2 separate regions of the Homo sapiens genome follow, and region 1 is linked to region 2. A link is an interaction called in ENCODE POLR2A ChIA-PET data of the cell type or tissue named here. Cell type or tissue: B cell. All regions are shown on one strand. Links, peaks and the distances in the headings refer to the core of each region. The heading gives the core; the rest is flanking DNA. Region 1 overlaps VPS9D1 (VPS9 domain containing 1). Region 2 overlaps ANKRD11 (ankyrin repeat domain containing 11).

Region 1 (2,870 bases), core at 289-2,788, 330 kb after region 2:
GGAGCTGCAGGCTCAGCGAGGGCAAAGCTGCACAGCAAACAGCAGCACTTGAACATGTCTGCCGGGTCTCAGCGCCAGGGATACAGCTGAGCCAGGACGTTCCCGGCCCCCACAGTGTGCAGGCTGCAGGTGTGGCCCCGATGCCAAGCCAGCAGGGGCTCCCACGCCAGGATTTGTTCAAGACACAGCTCATCTCCACCATTCTATGAAGCGGACTTTAAAATCCCATCTTCTAGACACCAACGCTGAGGCCGGAGCAGCCCAAGCTCCAAGGCACCGTGGCCAGCTGGGGTTCGTATCGAGGGCTGGGGCAGATGCTCCAGCTCTGCCCCACCCAGAGAGACACTTCTGTCTCCCTATGGGGTCCTTGGCGGGTAAACCAGCCCCTGCTCAGGGTGCAAGCACAGAGCATCCCACCGAGGTCCACAGCTACTGCTTTTAAGACTGTTTCCCTGAGAACAGCAACACTGCCCCCCAGCCAGCTCCTGGTAGCATCTAGGGTTGGGACCTCCCACCCCACCAGCCCTGCCACCTGCCTCCTCATGGCATCTCAAGGTGCCAGGGGTGCCTTTCTTGCAGAAGAGCCCTCCATCCTGATCTGCCCACACCGCCCTGGCAGATGCTGTCCACGCCCGGCAGCCTTCTGTGCACCTCAGAGCATGTGTGTGTCGCCATGCACAGAACGATGATTCCTGAGACCCTCGGGTGACTGCTCTGGGCTCAGGTCCCCAGTGATGACCTGGACCCCAGCCTCACCCCACCCTTCCCACCCACTGATGCCCTGCAGAGCTCTCCTGTCCAAGAGGGTGAAGCCCACACCTGCCTGGCCAGGCACAGCCCCAAGAGGACCCTGCTTCTATGCAGAGGGTCTCGGAGGCTGGCAGATGTTCAAGAGGTTGGGCCAGGCTTGGTTTGGGGCTGGGCTGTGGCTCGTCCCCCACATCCTCAGCGGCCTCTGCCATGGGCAGCAGGGGTGGTTGTGCTGCCTGGCCAGTGGGGTGGGGATTGAGGGAGCCACACGGCGAAGCACAGCAGTGAGCTCTTTATTTTAGGCTGGGTGGGGGCAGCATGTGACAGTCAAGAGGGCTGACCCTTGGGCTGCACGGACCTAGATAAGATGCCCAGGGTCCCGGAATGTTCACAGCCCACAGCCAAGGTGAGTAAGGGGCAGGGAATGTCCTGGGCTCAGAGCCCGAGACCCTGCAGGGGTGTCCCTGCCCATCAGCAAACAGCATACCCTGACACCAGCTGCACCCCAGGCCCCAGCCGGCCCTTGTTCCTGACCCAGACAAGAAACTAGTTCATGGGGCTACAACTCCCCTTCTAGGGGTCAGAGGGGAGAGAAACTGGACTGCCGTCTCCACTGCTGGCCGGCTCATGGCCCCCTCTTCCCTGATGCTCCCCAGGAGCTGCCCCAGCCAGATGTTCATCGCTGAGCCTGCACCCACCGAAGCCCAAAGCTTCCCTTCTTGGCCTCTCTGAGGCCTACACAGGAGAGCAGGGCCTGGTTCCTCCTGGAGCTGATTCAGCCCCATTCTGTCGGGGCAGAGGTGCCAACCCCAAGCTCCAGGGTCAGATGTGAGGTGAGGAAGGTGAAGAGCTGGAGAGCACACCACAGTGGACAAGCCCCCACCATGTGCAGAGCAGCGTGAGGCTCCAGGATGGTCCTCAGTAGATCCCATGGCTCCAGGTGTAGGAGAGACAGCCCTGGGAGGCGAGGCCAGGCCCTGCAGGGACCCTGGGCTCTAGCTGTACTACTTGGCCAGGCCTCCCCGGGGCAGCAGCTCCACGTAGCTCAGGGCACTCTGCAGTGATGTGAGGCAGTAGCCCTCCTCTCCGATCAGGTACCTGCATGGATGGCAGGGGCAGCCGGTGTCATCTGAACGAACAGAAGGATACCCCCGGCCCTCCAGAAGGTAGTGTCTGCCCTCCCAGTTCAGGACCTGGGTGCTGAGGGTGGGCAGGTGGGGCTGTCAGGGCGGCTGGGCTAGAGGAGGCCTTTCCCACCCACTATGTGCTCGTCCTTGGACGGTAGAGCCAGGGATGGCACTGGATCCTTATCCCCTCCCCAGGCAGATGCTGCTCAGGGGACAGCCCCCAGCTCCTGCTGTCTGGGAGAGGCTGAGCTAAGCGAAGGGCCACGGGACATGTGGCAGCAGGCACTCTGCACAGGTGGACCCACAGGGGCTGCCCGAAGGCATGGCTGTGACGGAGCCACACGCTACCCTCCCCAGCTGCTACTGACAACCACCGTTTAGGTTGAGGGATGAGGTCCCTGCTCTTCGCACAGAGACCCCCACCCTGACCCGCCAGGGTCTACCCCTCGTGGATGAACTCCTCCAGGGCCGCGCACTCCGACACCAGCTGAGGGAGGCCGCTCCTCAGCACCACGAAGGACAGGATGGGCAGCAGGTCATCGGCACCACTGTCGGGAGGGCATAGCGGCCTTGGGTTGGGGCCAGGAGCCTCTCACTCCGCAAACCCAGCAGCTGTGGAGCCATCCTGGCCGTGCTGGCCGCCATCTCTGTGCCCTTCTGCGCAGAGGCACCGGAAGGCAGCTGGGCATGGTGAGGCTGTCCCTAAAGGGAGCTCCCGTACTGCGGAGCCAGGGCTGGGCCCACACGGCCCTCCTGCTTCTACAGTGCAGCCAGCTGGCACAAGGCTAAGGGGCAGGAAGATAGTCCCTCCCGTGACCATTGCCTTTCTAGGGCCCTTCCTCCCTGGCCACACCTCGCCCTCCTGGGACTCACATGGCAGCTGCAGCGATGGGCGGGGGCCCGGCCTGGGGTGTGGCCTCTGGGGTGGGGCAGTAGTCTTCCGCACAGACACAGATGATCCGCAGGGTCCGCACTGCGCCCCAGACAGGGTTT
Region 2 (2,931 bases), core at 204-2,703:
ACGACACCCCTCCCACACCTACCTGGGATCCCCCAAGAACCCAGCACCCAGGGACACCTGACAGACGCCTGTGTAGGGTTACAAGATTGGTAGAACCTTATTCTTACTTTTAGTTAGAGCTGCTATTAATTGCACTTGACACAGAGGTGGGGCCTGAGTCTTGGCAGGCGGTCCACACGGGACAGGGTCATCAGGAGTGACCACCAAGCGGGCTGGGGCCCTGGCCCACTCGACATCTCCAGAAGGGTCTGACGACCACAATACCTGCAGGACAGGAGCTCCGCACTTCTGCAAAGCCAGAGTGGAGACAACACGCAAGTGTGAGGCCCGCAGAGAGGGGTGTTAACCCGAGACAAAAATGATCAATAGTTTTACTGGTGATTTTCTTCACCCTCCCCTCTCCCCATGACATCCCTTAAAGAGATCCTTTATTCACGGCAATTCTTTTTAAAAACATTAATATCAGACTTCAAAGATTTACAGTATTTTCATAGAAATCAATGAGATTTTATGCTTATTGAACCTAGTAATTCTCTTCACTTAAAAAATATTACTAGAGAGCCGAGGTCAGCGAGTTATGGCTCACCATGTGTTTTTGTAAAAAAAATAATAATAATAATAATCACACTCACCTGTTTACATAAAATCTATGACTACTTCTGTTCTACATGGGCAGAGCTGAACGATACAACAGGAACTGTACATCCAGAAAAGCCTAAAATACCACTAATCGGCCCAGTACAGAAAAAGCCTGTCAAGCCCTGCTCTGTGAGAGAATTCAGAGCCGATGGCCTCTGCCGGCCGCTGTGTGTGTGAGCTACACTCTGTCCTATGCTTCCAGGATGCGCCATCTACAGAGCAACCTCAGGAGAGCTGTGGGAACAGCTGCTCGGGCCATCTCCCGCGTGCTACGATCAGAGGAGAAAAGCTCCTCCAGAGAGCATCGGGAAAAGCACTTCAACTCTGCTCAGGTAAGGACCAGAAAAAAACAGGAACTAAAACATGCCAGCTGAAGAACTCCATGATGAACGTGGACACACACGTGTGCACAGAGCTGACCCCGAACACCACGGCTTGGCTGCACACGGCAAGTCACCCATCGATTTGTTTTCAACAAATACACTGAAAAACTTATTAGAGATTTGTGACCATTTGGAAAGAATTACAAACCATACAGCCCAGGAATACCGAAAAAAGTCAGAAAAAGTATGTCATGAATGTACAAAATATATGTAGATATTAGTCTATCATTTCCTACCATAAACTATACACAGATTATAAAAAATTAAACGCTTATAAATACTTACAGACTGTACATGGCATCGTTCAGCAGAGGGAAACGTAAACAAACGTAACGTCGCAGGCTCAAGCAGAAGTGTATACAACTCAGTGCGGGACATACCACACTGCACGCTGTAATGATCTCACAGCCACAGCCTGTGCTACCGCGGTGAGCTCAAGTGTGTCGGTATCCGCTTAAAACACCGTGTGACACTAATCGTCTCCGCGTGAGCAGCTGGTCTCTCCAGAAATTGTGTATCACAGTAAACAAATTATCTCAAGCCTTAAGCTAGTTGCGGTAGCATGGGCCTGGAGTCCCAGCTACTCAGAAGGCTGAGATAAATGGATCGTTTGAGCCCGGGAGTCCAAGACTGCAGGGCACTATGGTCATGCCTGTGACAAGCCGCTGCGCTCCCGCCCAGGCAACACAGCAAGACTCTATCTCTTTTTTTTTTTGGAGATGGAGTTTCACTCTTGTCGCCCGGGCTGGAGTGCAGTGGCACGATCTTGGCTCGCTGCAACCTCTGCCTCCCAGGCCCAAGCGATTCTCCTGTCTCAGCCTCCCGAGTGATTACAGGCGCCCGCCACCACGCCCAGTTAATTTTTAAATTTTTAGTAGAGACAGGGGTTTCACCATGTTGGCCAGGCTGGTCTCAAGCTCCTGACCTCAAGTGATCCGCCCAGCCTCAGCCTCCCAAAGTGCTGAGATTACAAGCATGAGCCACTGCACCCAGCCGACTCCGTCTCTTAAAAAAAAAAAAAAAAAAAAAGCCTCTTGCAGTTCTCAAGTCTTTTTCATTGTGTTTACTCAATACCATAAACCCTAAATGACACCACAGACCCACACAAAGTGCCACTAGCGATGCTGGCAGTGCTCCCAAGAAGCAGAGCTCCCAGGAGTTGTGACTTTAGGAAAAGCTAAACTTGCGTGACACGCCGCAGCCTGTGCTCTGCTGTGGATGCTTTTCAAAATCGATAAATCCAGCAGAAGGGCCATCACAAAAAAAGAACAGGACATCCGTGAAGCCATCACCGCAGCTACAGCAACAGGCTTGAAAATTTTTTTGTGAAATACCTTTTTATCTCACTGAAAACGCAGCTTTAAAATTAATTCCCAAACAGCACGGATATATGAAAATGTGTGGGTGCAGGATTGCTATAAGAAAGGCAAATACCAATAGACTCTAGTCTGATTCCAGAAAAGTGAAGCCATTATACAACAACTGAAAGTAAAAGGAAGGGGAAGCAGCTGGAGAAGTGGATGCCAGCAAAGGATGGTTTGACAGTTTTAGAACGTTTGGCTTTAACAATGTCAAGATAACAGGAGAAGCAGCTTCTGCCAACCAAGAGGTAGCAGATGAGGTCCCAGACACCATGAGGAATATCATCGAGGAAAAAGGACATGTGCCTGAACAGGGTTTTGTTTTTGTTTTTTTGAGTCAGACTCTTGTTCCGTCACCCAGGCTGGAGTGCAGTGGCATGATCTCAGCTCACTGCAACTTCCACCTGCTGGGTTCAAGCTATTCTCCTGCCTCAGCCTCCCAAGTAGCTGGGACCACAGGCGCCCACCACCATGCCCGGCTAATTTTTGTATTTTTAGCAGAGACGAGGGTTTCACCATGTTGGCCAGGCTGGTCTCAAACTTCTGAC

What was found. Peaks named below come from ENCODE experiments on the same cell type or tissue, not always from the same donor. Only the 100,000 strongest peaks of a DNase experiment are listed, where the experiment ranks them.
Region 1: POLR2A ChIA-PET joins it to region 2 with 7 read pairs; 1 of 35 experiments calls an interaction of 5 or more read pairs at or near these places.

The regions. Positions count from the first base shown.
Region 1 is chr16:89,706,107-89,708,976 of GRCh38, forward strand. VPS9D1 (VPS9 domain containing 1) reads right to left here. Exons shown (of 15, transcript NM_004913.3): 13 at 2,751-2,850; 14 at 2,321-2,425; 15 at 1,028-1,848. The coding sequence ends at 1,755. Among named protein-coding and RNA genes, the nearest start is that of VPS9D1-AS1, 4.3 kb to the right of the region's middle. RefSeq lists enhancers at 124-303, 281-781. In B cell, for the core only: no CTCF peak of the experiment used is centred there; a DNase peak (open chromatin) is centred at 1,674.
Region 2 is chr16:89,373,739-89,376,669 of GRCh38, forward strand. All of the region lies in intron 2 of ANKRD11 (ankyrin repeat domain containing 11), which reads right to left. All of the region lies in intron 1 of LOC128462377, which reads right to left. Among named protein-coding and RNA genes, the nearest start is that of ANKRD11, 120 kb to the right of the region's middle. RefSeq lists a silencer at 1,493-1,582 and an enhancer at 1,683-2,183. In B cell, for the core only: no CTCF peak of the experiment used is centred there; DNase peaks (open chromatin) are centred at 1,013 and 1,453; H3K4me3 peaks cover 1,132 bases; H3K27ac peaks cover 832 bases.